Regions from separate parts of the Homo sapiens genome. Here region 1 is linked to region 2. A link is a contact called in ENCODE Hi-C or POLR2A ChIA-PET data. All regions are on one chromosome and are shown on one strand. Each heading gives the region's core, a stretch centred on a gene start or an enhancer-like site at or near the end of the contact. The rest is flanking DNA. Distances are from core to core; before and after follow the strand shown.

The links. Hi-C counts contacts between places; a loop is a spot of excess contacts on that map. ChIA-PET counts read pairs that join two places held with the same protein, here RNA polymerase II (POLR2A). Pooled maps may share reads with other maps.
Region 1: a pooled map shows a loop between it and region 2 (2.8-fold over the local background). The contact joins the enhancer-like site here to the promoter of DYRK3 in region 2. A Hi-C loop is called at or near these places in 3 of 50 pooled maps. POLR2A ChIA-PET finds 5 or more read pairs at or near these places in 3 of 52 experiments (BJ, GM12878 and activated T-cell).

Annotation. Positions count from the first base shown.
Region 1 is chr1:206,424,841-206,431,879 of GRCh38, forward strand. SRGAP2 (SLIT-ROBO Rho GTPase activating protein 2) reads left to right here. Exons shown (of 23, transcript NM_015326.5): 14 at 5,322-5,382. Among named protein-coding and RNA genes, the nearest start is that of IKBKE, 42 kb to the right of the region's middle. Within about 2 kb of position 5,316, at least 6 of the 41 ENCODE cell types and tissues checked have a DNase peak (open chromatin) inside an H3K27ac peak, as active enhancers do.
Region 2 is chr1:206,630,869-206,638,006 of GRCh38, forward strand. It overlaps DYRK3 (dual specificity tyrosine phosphorylation regulated kinase 3), which reads left to right and starts at 4,668. Exons shown (of 3, transcript NM_003582.4): 1 at 4,668-4,912; 2 at 6,782-6,893. The coding sequence starts at 4,836. It overlaps DYRK3-AS1 (DYRK3 antisense RNA 1), which reads right to left and starts at 4,800. Exons shown (of 2, transcript NR_183645.1): 1 at 4,732-4,800; 2 at 3,328-4,115. RefSeq lists an enhancer at 454-523 and silencers at 4,528-4,947, 4,998-5,107.

The sequences.
Region 1 (7,039 bases), core at 4,066-6,565, 210 kb before region 2:
GTCCATTTTGTGCTCCTACTGGACTCTTAGACTCCACTGGAGCAGTGGGGACTAGAAAAATGCCTGTGCAGTAGGACAGGTCATCTTTAGCCCACCCTTACCTGCCACAGGTTATCCATTGGGGGCTGCATGTGAGTGCTGCTGGTAACCACGGACATGCAGGTTAATATTTTTCTTGCCCTGTTTCCTGCCAACCCTTTGTACTTGCCTTTAACTACCACTGATATTCCATTTCCTGCAGGCCAAATTTTGTACTCACACAATTTGTTGAAGCCAGTAGCCTGTAAGCTTTCCAGCTTTCCTCTCTCTAGGTCATAATATATAAACCTAGGACCAACAAAACTATGCAAACGCTCATATCACTAACTTCATTATCACTGCTGCTACTATTTTTTAATAATTTATATTAATACACAATAATTGTACACACTTATGGGGTACATGTAATATTTTGATACATGCATACAATTTGTAATAACCAAATCAGGTTAATTAGGGTATCTGTCATCTCACATATGTATCATTTTTTGGTGTGTATGTATTGGGAACATTCCAAATCTTCTATCTGTTTTGAAATATCCAATAAATTATTATTAACTATTATTATCCTACTGTGCTATCAAACATTAGAACTTATTTCTTCTATCTAACTGTATTTTTATACCCATTAACTAACCTCACTTTTTTTTTGTTTTGTTTTGTTTTGTTTTTTGAGACAGGGTCTCGTTCTGTTGCGCAGGCTGGACTGCAGTGGTGTGATCTCAGCTCACTGCAACCTCTGCCTCCTCAATTCAAGCAGTTCTCATGCCTCGACCTCCCAAGTAGCTGGGATTACAGGCGCGCACCACAACGCCTGGCTTATTTTTGTATTTTTAGTAGAGACAGAGTTTCGCCATGTTGGCCAGGCTGGTCTCGAACTCCTGACCTCAGGTGATCTGCCTGCCTCAGCCTCCCAAAGTGCTGGGATTACAGGCGTGAGCCACTGCACCCTGCCCAACCTCACTTCTTTTTTTTTTTTTTTTTGAGATGGAGTTTCACTCTTGTCGCCCAGGCTGGGGTGCAATGGTGCAATCTTGCCTCACTGCAACCTCCACCTCCTGGATTGAAGCAATTCTCCTGCCTCAGCCTCCCGAGTAGCTGGGATTACAGGCATCTGCTGCCATGCCCAGCTAATTTTTGTATTTTTAGTAGAGACAAAGTTTTACCATGTTGGCCAGGCTAGTCTTGAACTCCTGACCTCAGGTGAGCCACCTCACCTGGCCCAACCTCACTTCTTGACCCCTCACTCCCCGCTACCCTTCCCAGTCTCCAGAAACCGTCATTCTACTCTCTGCCTTCATGCAATCAAATTTTTTAGCTTATAGATACAAGTGAGAATATGCAGTATTTATCTTTCTGTGCCTGGCTAATTTTACTTAACACAGTGTCCTCCAGTTCCATCTATATTGCTGCAAGTGACAGAATTTTATTCTTTTTTATGGCTGAATAATATTTCATTGTGTATATATACCACATTTTACCCATTCATCTATTGATGGACACTTAGGTTGCTTCCATATCTCAGCTATTGTGAATAATGCAGCAATAAACCTGAGAGTGCAGTTACACTGATACTTCAATATACTGATTTCTTTTCTTTTGGATCTATAGCCAGCAGTGGGCCTGCTGGATCATATGGTAGATCTACTTTTAGTTTCTTGAGGAGCTTCCATACTGTTTTTTTGCGGTAGCTGTTCTAATTTATATTCCTGCCAGCAGTGTACAAGCATTCCCCTTTCTCTGCATCCTTGCCAGCATTTGTTATTTTTTGGCTTTTTGATAATTGCCATTTTAATTGTGGTGAGATTATTTAAAAATTTGCATTTCTTATGATTAGTGACATTGAGCATTTTTTCACATACCTGTTGGCCATTTGTATGTCTTCTTTTGAGAATGCCTATTCAAATCATTTGCCCATTTTTTAATCAGATAGTTTGGTTTTTTGCTATTGAGTTGTTTGAGTTCCTTATATATTCTAGTTATTAATCCCTTATCAGGTGGATAGTTTGCAGATATCTTCTCCCATTCTTTAGGTTGTCTCTTCACTCTGTTGATCGTTTCCTTTGCTCTGCAAAAGCTTTGTAGCTTGAGATAATCCCATTTGTCTGTTTTTGCTTTTGTTGCCTATGCTTTTGAGGTCTTACTCAAAAAATCTTTGCCCAGACCAGTACCCTTGAAGCATTGCCCCAATGGTTTTTTTTTTAGTCATTTCATAGTTCAGGTCTTACATTGAAGTCTTTAATCCATTTTGATTTGTTTTTCTATATGGTGAGAGATAGGATCTAGTTTCATTCTTCTGCTGCTATTATTTGTAAATGAGAAATGTAATAACAGAAGTCTGTAAACATAAAAAGACTCCCCCCAGATTGAGCTTTTCTGGCATTTTCATAGTGGAACCCAGTTTCTTCCTTAGAATAGGGAAGAGAAGACAAAGATTCTTCCCCTGAGATCACCCTAGCCTAACCAGCCAGTCAGTGATGCCGACAAGAGGACAGACACTGGCTGCTGTAGCTGGAAAGCTGGAGGAAGCAGATGGGTTTGGGGGTCATGAAGATGAGCATTTGGGTCGCTGCGACCGTCCTGACACCAGCTCCAACTTGGCACATACAGTACTCCCTTTGGCATCATCCCTGGTTCCCAGAAAGCTTGAGAGGTAGAGGCTAAGCCAGCTTTTCTCTCAGCCTGACTTTTTTGTGAGACCCAGCTGCTTGCCTAATAGTGGCCAAACCCTATGGCTACAGTGGCAAATTCAGAGCCAGGGGGGGGATCCACGCAGACCTGTCAAACGGGCAGAAGCTACACAGACCCATCGCACTTGACAGTCTGGTCTCTGTCCTGAACATCTAAAGCCCTTTCTAGTTAAGTTCGGTCCCCTCTCCCTGATCTCTTTCTTCCACACAGCTGAATTATTGTACATTCAGCTGCATTATAAAACCCTACTGGTTTAGGCCAGGCACGATGGTTCATACCTGTAATCCCAGTGCTTTGGGAGGCTAAGGCAGGAGGATTACTTGAGGCTAGGAGTTTGAGACCAGCCTGGGCAACATAGCAAGACCCTCTATGTAAAATAAAAACGTGCTGGGTGTGGTCTGGGTACCTGTAGTTCCAGCTACTCAGGAGGCTGAGGCAGGAGGATCACTTGAGACTATTTGCTCAAGGTTACATTGAGCTATGATCGCACCACTGCACTCCAGCCTAGGCTACAGAGGGAAACCCTGTCTCTAAAAACAATAAATTAATTTAAAATATAAAATAGGCCGGGCGTGGTGACTCACGCCTGTAATCGCAGCACTTTGGGAGGCCGAGACAGGCGGATCACGAGGTCAGGAGATCGAGACCGTCCTGGCTAACACAATGAAACCCTGTCTCTACTAAAAATACAAAAAAATTAGCTGGGCATAGTGGCAGGTGCCTGTATTCCCAGCTACTCGGGAAGCTGAGGCAGGAGAAAGGCATGAACCTGGGAGGCAGAGCTTGCAGTGACCTGAGATCGCACCACTGCACTCTGTCTGGCCTGGGCGACTGATTGAGACTCTGTCTCAAAAAAAAAAAAAAAAAAGAAAAAGAAATTGTATATATAAAATAAAACCCTACTAGTTTTGAGTAATACTTGGTATGCACACCTGGCAATGTTTGCTGAATGCCTAGGGTGCAGTATGGGTAGTGGCAAAGTGTTAGGTCTCCGAGGGAGATTGCCTGGGTTTGAATCCTGGTTTTGCCACTTGCCAGCTGTGTGACCATAGCAGCTACTTAACCTCACTAAGCCTTCATTTCTTCATTTTTCTTTTCTTTTTCTTTTTTGAGACAGGGTCCCGCTCCATCACCCAGGCTGGAGTGCAGTGGCTTGATCTTGGCTCAGTGCAACCTCTGTCCTCTGGGCTCAAGCAGTCCTCCCACCTCAGCCTCGCAAGTAGCTGGGACCACAGGTGTGCAACACCATGCCAGGCTATTTTTAGTAGAGACAGAGTCTGTTGCCCAGGCTGGTCTCACACTCTTGATCTCAAGTGATCTGCTGGCCTCGGCCTCTCAAAGTGCTGGGATTACAGGTGTGAGCGACCGCACCTGGCCTCACTTTTTCATTTTAATGAGTATAATAATAATAATATGTACTCCATAGGATTGTTACCAGCACTAGTCCATCTAAAGGACTTAGTACATGGCCTCACACCTCTTTAAATTCCTCTATAAATGGTAGGCACTAATGTTCATGTGTTAATAGGAAATATTACTCTCCTTGCCTCCAGTCCCCTCCCCAGTCTGTAGAAGGCAAATTGAGGCCCAAAAAAGTTCAGTGACATGAGCCAGACTGTGAAGCAAAACAACAGAGCAAAGATTGACATCTGGGAGGCCTGCTTCTTTGCTTAGTACCTGTTAGTCCCCACTATTTAGAGTTAGTTTTTCTTTTCTATCTTACCTTTATACCAAACAAACCCTCTTTCTGAAGCTCCCATTGGTTCATTCTGCTACCTTCAACTGAGAATAATTGAGCACCTCTTATGTGAGAGCATCATGGCCAACCCTGGACACCCAGGAATTGACATAGGATCTGCTCTTGTGAAGTTTGAGCTGTAGTGGTGACAAGTGCCAACAAATATTCACATCCACACATTGGAGTCACAGTCAGGGTTGAGGAGAACATACCCCCAGCAGGAGCAGCTCATGCAAAGCCACGAGGCAAAGGAGGACTTTGCAGAACAGAAACGTGGCCAGCATAGCTGTAGCAGAAGCTAGGGGAAAGAACAGGCAGTGGAACTGGAGGCACAGGCAGTATTCCTGGCATGCAAGGCCGTGTAAGAGAGTAATGAGAGGTCTTTGAAAGAGTTTAAATAATGAAATGTGCCCTTTTAAGATTACCTAATTACTATGTGAAGGAAGAGAAATGCGGGTCAGAAGATGGCAAGGATGGGAATTGAGGTATTGGTGGATTGAACTAGGTTGGGGGCAGTTGAGATAGAGAGAAGCGAATGGATTTGAGAGATATTTAGAAGGCAGACATGACAGAATATTAATTAATTAGGTGGTGGAGAAGGTGGTGAGAAACTGGTTTGGGGCAGAAGATGATCAGTTTTGTTTAGGACATGCTAACTTTAAGGCATCTGTGTAGCATTCCATGTGGGTGGTTGTATTTTTGTGCTCTGGAACTTGGAGGACAGGCCAGGTGCTTCTTTGTAGACCGGCTGGTGATCCGCTAAGACAGTTCTGCACGGTTTGGCCCGTTTTCTCTGACCCTGGGCTATCCCTGTTTGAATATTCTAATGTTGTGTTTCCCTTTGGCTTTTCAGGACTCCAGCCAGGCAATTCCTCTGGTGGTGGAAAGCTGTATCCGGTTTATCAGCAGACACGGTAAGCAGGATGACAGCCTTGTCCATATTTGTGCAAAGATTGGGAAGAACTTCCAGGAATTCTTTGTAGAGTAAGAATAGAGATTGACTTCCCATCCTGGCATTCTCAGAAAAGGAATAAATTCTTACTTGTCCACATAACTTTTGCTACCTCAAAATAGCCACACCTAGACATTGAAAGAAATGCATCATATATTTTGACACAAAATGCCTCAGCCACTTATCACGCAGCATTTTTTTAGCTTGAGAGTAAGTTTGAAATTGCAGCTGTTATGTAAATACAGCTGCTATTATGTGGTAACAGTAGTTTCACCATTACTCACAGTCTTTGCAAGTGTGGGTATCTCCCACTGTACAGCCTGACCATTTTGTCACTTTCTGTACCAGACTAGTTTGAAAACAACTCCTTTCCCAATGTTGCAGTGATTCCTAATAATCAGTTTTTGTTCTGGTTTGGTCTCACTGGATACAGCATGGCCAAGGGCTGAGTTAGTAGCTGGTCTTAAAGTTGTATCCAACTTTTGAGAATCTGCAGAGGCAGGCTGCTTCTCAGCCTAGGTGAAATCATACTCTCTTCTACTTGGATGAAGCTGAATCTTATAAACACCATTCCTCACCAGCTACTGGTCTCATTGGACAGAATTTAGCGATCGAAATAATTGCCAGAGAATTGATTTCCCAGGGATTAGAGTGTTTATAAAGGACAGAACTAGTGCTATGAAAATTTCTAGGAACTGAGCATCAGAAATTGTTTTTAGATGCTGTTCTTTCTGTGATAGGAAAAGGGGCAGAGTGACCTTTCTGGAGCTAAGGAGGTAGATAAAATATTGCTTGTCTAAATTCAGAGGCAGCTATTCTCTCTCCCTCTCCTTGTCTTTTTCTCTCCCTGTAAACTGGGACATTGCTCAGGTTCATTTTTGGAATAGTAATTATTATAGCATGGTTACAATTGATCTCATTCTAATCAGCTATAATTTTTAAATTTTATCCCTATTCATTTAAAGTAACAGCATTGTATATCAGTATTGAACAGTCAACAAATTTATCAAGTCCCTGATCAATGCTGGGTACCATGCATTGCCATGCAGGAAAACAGAAACAGGAATAATATACTCTTCCTGTCTTTAAGTGGTTTTGTGATGCAGTTGGGAGAAATAAGTAAGCAAGTGATAAGTTAAATAAAAAGGGATAAGCTGTGGTAATTCAGAATAGAGTATAAGAAATTTCACAAGATAGTAATGATTAACAGTCAAACAGTTTGCAAAGAAAAGTCCAAACGGAGTTCAGGGGAGGATGAATTATTTGTGCCTAAGAGACAATAGGAAGAAGAAAGTCTGAGCCACTGTTCATTAGCATACATTTCATTCATTGAACGAATACATATTAGTTGCTTATTATATCCCAACAAAAAGTTTCTGCCTTCATAAACCTTACATTCCACTGAAAGGTGGATAAGCAAATGACCAATTGATCAGCCAGTAAATACAGTATGTCAGGTATTGGTGAATGTCATGAAGAAAAGTAAAGCAGGGTGAGGGGATGGAGAAGGAAGAGGGAACACTGTTTGAAGCTGGTTCAGGGAAAAGGCCTCTCCTAAAGTGACATTAGGGCAGAGTTGTGAGGGAGTAAGCCTTGTGGATATCTGGGGAAGAGTATCT
Region 2 (7,138 bases), core at 3,418-5,917:
TCCAAGGTCTACAGTAGTGATTTCCAAACCTGGCTGATGAACAACAGCCACAATAAAAATATGAGCAGAGATCCTTACCAAGAAACTGTTCATCATTAGATCTGGTGGGATGGAGGGTAGGCATAATTGGTATTTTTCAAAAGTACCCCTATCATTTATTTATTGCCATACCCCAAAGCTTAGTGGCTTAAAGTAATCATTTTATTTGCTCATAATTCTCAAGGGGCTGTTGATTTGGGTGGGGTGCAGCCAAGAGGTTCTTCTGCTAGCTTTACGTGGAACTCTCATATGGCTGCTGTCAGCTGGCAACTCAGCCAGGTGGCTTCCCTCACTTGTCTGGCAATTGGTATTAGCTGAGGACTACAGAAATCCAGCTCAGACTTGTCCACATGGTGGCAGCATCTAAGAGCAAGAGAGAAGAAGCTGTAAGGGGGGTCTCCTGAGGCCTAAGCGCCTAAATTCCTCACGTGTTATTGGTCAAATCAAGTCACGTGGCCAGTCAGCTTCAAGAACCAGGAAAATTGTTTCCTCTACTCCCTGGGAACAGCTGCAAAGGATGTGCTATGTTTAATCTATTACAGTACCCAAGGTTCCTAAGCTTTAATGCAACAAATTACAAATTTAGTGGCTTGAAACAAGGAAAATTTATTATCTTACAGTTCTGGAAGTCAGAACTCCTAAAATTGAGGTGTAAGCAGAGATTCGTTCCTTCTGGAAGCTCTAGAAGAAAATTTGTTTCCCTGCCTTTTCCAGCTTCTAGAGGCCACCTTCATTCCTTAACTCACGGCCCCCTCCTCCATCTTCAAGACCAACAACAGCATCTTCAAATCTCTTTCCCTCTCTGACCTCTGTTCCATGGTCACATTTCCCTCTCTGACCCTCCTGCTTTCCCCTTCCATCCTTTTTTTTTAGATGGAGTCTCACTCTGTCACCCAGGCTGGAGTGCAGTGGCGTGATCTCTGCTCACTGCAACCTCAGCCTCCTGGGTTCAAGTGATTCTCCTGCCTCAGCCTCCCGAGTAGTTGGGACTACAGGCACACACCACCATGCCCAGCTAATTTTTGTGTTTTTAGTAGAGACGGGGTTTCACCATGTTGGCCAGGGTGGTCTCGAACTCCTGACCTCAGGTGATCCGCCCACTTCGGCCTCCCAAAGTGCTGGGATTACAGGCATGAGTTACTGCACCTGGCCTCCCCTTCCATCTTAAAAGGACTCCTGTGATTACAGTGGGCCCACTCAGATAATCTAGGAAAATCACCCCATCTCAAGATCCTTAACTTCATCACATTTGCTAAGTCCCTTTTTGTCAAGTAAAGTGACATATTTACAGATTCTTGGAATTAGGATGCGGACATCTTTGGGGAACTATCATTCTGCTTACCATCTTCAGAATCTTAAATCAAGAGAAACTATGTCACAGAATTCAAGGGTCCAGTGGTCTAGCCTGGGCTAGCCTGCCAGGCTCAGGGAATACAGGTGGAATACAGGCAGTCGAGGGGCTGAGTTTTTCAACCAAACAGACCAGGGTTTGAATTTCAGTTCATCACTTACTGGCTGGGTGACCTTGGGCAAGTTATTAAACTCTGAGACTGTTTTCTGAAGTGTAGGATGGAGATAATACCTATCTCACGGGACTACTGTGAGTTTTAAATGAGCAAATATGTTAAAGTGCTTCAGATAGTGCTTGGAACATAATAAATACTTAGCAAATGGTAATGATGATTAGAAAGACTCCTGGTTTGGTTTCAAGATTTCAGAAATGAAGCTTCATAGGACCCCTCAGGGCTATAGGTGGAACTGGTCACGCTGACTTAGGAGGAACAAGTGGAAAAAGATGGCAAAAGTTTTGGAAAAGAAAAATAGGTGAAGAGTTTGTGATAATAAGGACAACCTTTAGGGTTTAGGAGACACAGAACTAAGTGTGTCTTAGTTGTAGCTGTACTACAGCACTGCGGGCATGGCTTTTGTTTGCTTTGTTAATAAGGGGCATTTTTCAAATCTTGGTGGAGAGGGGAGGGCATAAGAACAGGAGATGCCTGAGGTATAGAAGAGAGACAGTTTTCTGAGGCTCCAGAAAAATAAGCCATGGCTTTAGTGTTCCAGTGAGCTAGATTTCAGTGTTTCTGAAAAAAATAGCAAGTATACATTTCAGGAACACGGGTCAATTTGAGGTTAACATAGCTTGAGGAAAAAAGTAAGTTTCACTGGTTCTCTCCAGTGATTTTTAAAAAATATTTTCCAATTCTGTGATGCACATGTCACAGTAGGCATTATGGCACATTTTGCTGTACAGAAATGTCAATGAAACTTGTCCAAACTTAACATAACCTACTAACAGCTATTTTATCACAAAATTCCAGGTAAATGTGGCCACGGGGATGTTTTCTTAATCTGTGCATTTGAAACTTTGATCACATTGTGAATGTCCCAGTGGGTTTTTAAGATCCTGGAATAGTTGCATCTTTTTTACTGTTGTTTATTTCCTTAGTCAATGTATTAGAACTTGCAGGTACCTTATTTTGCAGATGTCTTGGAATTGGCTTCAAAGGACAGACATGCATCTTATATGACTTTTGGCTAATTCATGGTGGGTAAATCTGACTTTAACTGCATGGAGAATGATAATGGTGATTTTAAACTACTCTTGAATGAGGCTTTGGAGGGGAAGAAAGGGCATGAATGATGTGGAAGCTGCTTGGGAGCTGGAGGGGACAGGGCAGCGCTCAGCAGGGGTGTGGAGGCTCCTGCCAGATCCCTTATGGGACGTTAACCCCATCATACAGGGGATCTTTGAAGAAACATTGGGTCACTAAGGTCAGAGATTTATGAAGCTCCAGCACCCTCGAGGAGTCCTCTTTCCCTTGACCATGGGAACAATAGGCGAAAGACAAAGGCGGCCTCTGTATTTCCCACCTTAGGAGCAAGAAAGGGAGCAGGAACCCTTCCACTTGGCTCTGGAAGATGTGTCTTAAGCACAGACTGCGGATGCAATCCTCTCACGAGCAGTGATTCAGAATGAGGTAAGAAATCATGTGGGGGCAAGTCTCATTCAACTGTTTAGGGAGGGCAGTAAAGTGGTCTGAGGTGTCTACATAAGTACTGAGAACGGGGATTATTTAATAGAATTTTGCAATCTTAGAGCTGGAAGGGACTTCAACAGTAACCTCGTCCAATCTTTGCGTTGCCATGGAACTCTTTCTTCAAACAAAAGCTTCGTAAGAGCCCAAATACAAACCCCTGTGAAAGCAGAATTGCTCTGGTTGCAAAGTGGGGGAAGGGAGAGACAAAAAGAAAAAGTTTATTTATAAAATAAACTTTAAAAAATCATCATGGAAGAAAACTTTTTTATTTATATGTATATCATAGAAAGGCTAAAGTAACATTGATCACAAAAAATAAAATTCCCCAAACCAATAGATTATTAGTTTATACAGTGAAGATACTTTGGCTCTTTAGGGACATTTTTACTTGGAGTCACGAGAACAGAGAATATGACTTTTAGTCACACGGAAATGAGCCTTGGATGGGAATTTTTAAGATTTATGGGAACTGTGTGCTATGCTGATTTGGGACAATAAGCGTTCTAGTCCCACCAGGTGGCGCCCGCGTTCGGCATTCTGAGAACGTTTGGTGTCTTCTGGACTCCAGAATCTGGACGGTCCGACCGCCTCGTGCTTGGTGGGTTTACAAACTCTGACTGGTTCTTACCACCCATCTAACAGGAAATTTTTTTTTTTTAAAAACAAACCAACCCATAAAACATCTGACCAGATGCCACACTCAAGAAAACACTTGTATTCGGGTGTTTTAACCTCCAACGATGGAAATCTGCTTAACATTGGTGTTTCTGAGGTGTCTTAGCATCAGAAAAGGAAAAAGACACATATACACACATTCTAAGGAAAAAGTCAGGAAGGGCCTTGCAGAGGTAGGTCCTGGTGCGGCAAGAGGACGGTTAGGCGTTAGAAGCTTCTAGTTCAGGCTTTGCCGCTTCATGCTCATGAGGAAGCGCGGCTCCTTTGGCCTCAGTTTCCTGCGCTGCCTTCCCGTCTGTGGCTGACTGTTGCAGGGTAGTCAGACAAAGGCCCAGCTTCTATTCTGCATCCCAGCTAAGTCTGTAAAAGACGAAAGTCGTCGGGTACCTCCGTTACTGAGATCAAATGTTCATAAATGGAAGCATCGTGTCAATAAATGGGTTTATTATTATTGCTTTCTTATGTAACTCACCAACCCCCGGAGGGCCGTCCCCGCGGTGGGAAAGCCTAAAACAATACACATATGTTTTCACTAATTTAAAATTCATATTGAAGCGGGACGTTTTAGAACTTCCAGGACGCAACGTGCTATTAAGGGACCGTGAGGGGCGGGCAGCCCTTCTGAGATCGCGGGCTAACTGCTACTTTCACCCCTCCTTCTCCGGACCCCTCTCTCCGTCTACAGCTCGCGCCAGGGACCCAAACAGCCTAGGCCGCGAGCTCCTCGCCTCCAACCTCCCGCCTCCCGCGCCAGTACTAGCACCCGCTAGGAGCGCCGCGTGGCCTTTACCGGCCACGGGCCCCGCCCCTGTGCGTCAGCCCGTAGCTGCGCCGAGGCGTTTCCCGGGGGCGTGCCGCGGTTGCTAGGCGACCAGACCGCTCCCCCTCCCGCCCCTGGAGCTGCGTCTCCCCACTTCCCAGCCGGGGCCAGTCGGGAGCGAAAGTGCGCTGAGCTGCAGTGTCTGGTCGAGAGTACCCGTGGGAGCGTCGCGCCGCGGAGGCAGCCGTCCCGGCGTAGGTGGCGTGGCCGACCGGACCCCCAACTGGCGCCTCTCCCCGCGCGGGGTCCCGAGCTAGGAGATGGGAGGCACAGCTCGTGGGCCTGGGCGGAAGGATGCGGGGCCGCCTGGGGCCGGGCTCCCGCCCCAGCAGCGGAGGTAACGGCGCCACGGGGTAACGGGCTGGAGGCGCCACAGGGAGCGGCTGGCGCTGGCAAGCGAAGCTTGGGGGTGGGGAGGAGGTAGAGTGAGCCCTCAGTAGGAGGGACGAGGGCAGGGGTCTGACTGCCTCCCCGGGACCGCCCCCACCTCCTCTCTATCAGGGCCCCCTCCCCCCATCCCTGTCTCACCGGGCGCGGGGGACGGGGCTAGAGCGGAGTTAGAGCAAGAAGAATTTCCACCCCTGGATTCCCTCTGAAACCCTAGATCGGGGTATATGTTAAGGGATTACGAAAATCTAGGACTTTTTGTGGGGCTTTTTATTAAAGGGGGGGAGCCCGGGAGCAATACCTTGGAAAGAAGCCCTGTTGCTTAGAGCGGATAACCAACGGCTGAACTCTTGGGGTTTGCTGTGAGGGGTGCGGTCTAGCTTCGAATGTACAGGTTATGGGCTATGCTGGGTACGGCTTTCTCCGGATCCTATTTTGAGAGATTCCCCACCTTGCGTTGTATTTTACACCTAAATGGAGAGAAGAGACCCTTGCTCCCCGCTTTATTTGCATGCAGACTCTTGTTAATTTCCTCTGGCTGTTAGTCACTAGGCAATTTTGCACGTTTTCTTTTTCTTTATATATGTGGACGCCTATCCTGGTTTGTTTTATCAGGCTTATGGCAAAGGGTCAGTCACATCCAGAATATTTGGTTTCTGTTGGTGAAGCCATTCCCTGTTAAAAATATAAATAATTCTATCAGAATGTGAGCATGTTTTTAAAAAGAGCATTCCAAAAATATTTGTAGCGGTTTTTTTCCCTTTATATTTTTATAACACATCTATAAAGAAAACTCTAGAATGAATTTCACAAAACAGTTTTTAAGGTGACCAGAATATTCCAGGATATTTTAAAAGACGTTAAAAAATTATTCCTCTGCAACATCATCATTGTTATATTCATAGTGTATCATGTAAAATGATACAATGAAATGCTGATGTGTGTAACTGGGAAATCCGTGTTCTTGGTAGCAGATGAAATACATTATTCAGGGCCATCTTGTGGATTAAATAAATCCTCTCCGTCTTTTGTGTTCCCTTACAGTGGTGGAGCCACAGTGTTAAAGAACAGAGAAGTGATCCTTAATCATTTAGAATTTTGCCTCCACCATCCACCAGAAAATGAAGTGGAAAGAGAAGTAAATTCAATACATTTTATAATTTAGAGCATCCTTTTAGCGTTTGCTGTAGTACTTACTGTATTTTTCTGCAGGTTAGGTAGATGTAAGTAGGTAAGTAAGTAAATGAATAAAGAGAAGACAGCCTTAAAAAGGCCTTTTATTTCTTGCCTGTAAGACCCAGAAGTGTGAAGACTGGAGCTAGTCTTCCCATTAACATGGGGAAGACAGGCTCAGAGGAGAAGGTAGCACTGGGGAAGACAGGCTCAGAGGAGAAGGTAGCACAGCCAGTGTTAGAGCTGAGATTAGAATCCAAGTCTCTGACTTGAGAAACTATTACCTCTGTTAGTTTTTTCTGGTCTGTTTTTTTCTCTGTGAGCTTCAGTTTCAAACTAGCCTTTATTTTCAAGTAGTAAGTTATTATGAGATCCTTCTGATAGTCCTTATTGTGTTTAACAACATTCAGAAGGACTTGTTTCAACTGTTTTAAAATACAAACCTAGAAATGCTGTCCTTGAAAAACAAAAGTTGGATTTCCTCTGTACCTCTTCCAAATACCCCAGTTGTTTGTATTCAGTGCCAAAATGTAGTGTAGACATTTATTTCTATTACTGTTCCTTGTAGCAGATATGAAGCAGTTAAGACATAGGATTCTATATTCTTCAGTTCCTGACAGATTTTGTCTGTAATCCTTTTAACTAGGTTGGGGGATGGTGTCTATGACACCTTCATGATGATAGATGAAACCAAATGTCCCCCCTGTTCAAATGTACTCTGCAATCCTTCTGAACCACCTCCACCCAGAAGACTAAATGTAAGTAAAAGAAGTCATTCTTTGTACATGAATTGTTTTGGAAAGGAGGAAGTGCTACTTAATGCTCAAGGTACACTTATGTATCACTGACAACCAGACTTTTTTTTGGTTTATTTTTGATTTCTCTTGACTTTGGAATAACAATGTCTGTGGTCCAAATTTAGCTTTTCAGAATGATTTCAGTTTGGAGCTCACCTTTTTATTTCAGTTTCCACTGGGATAAATATATAGCACTAGGAAAAAAA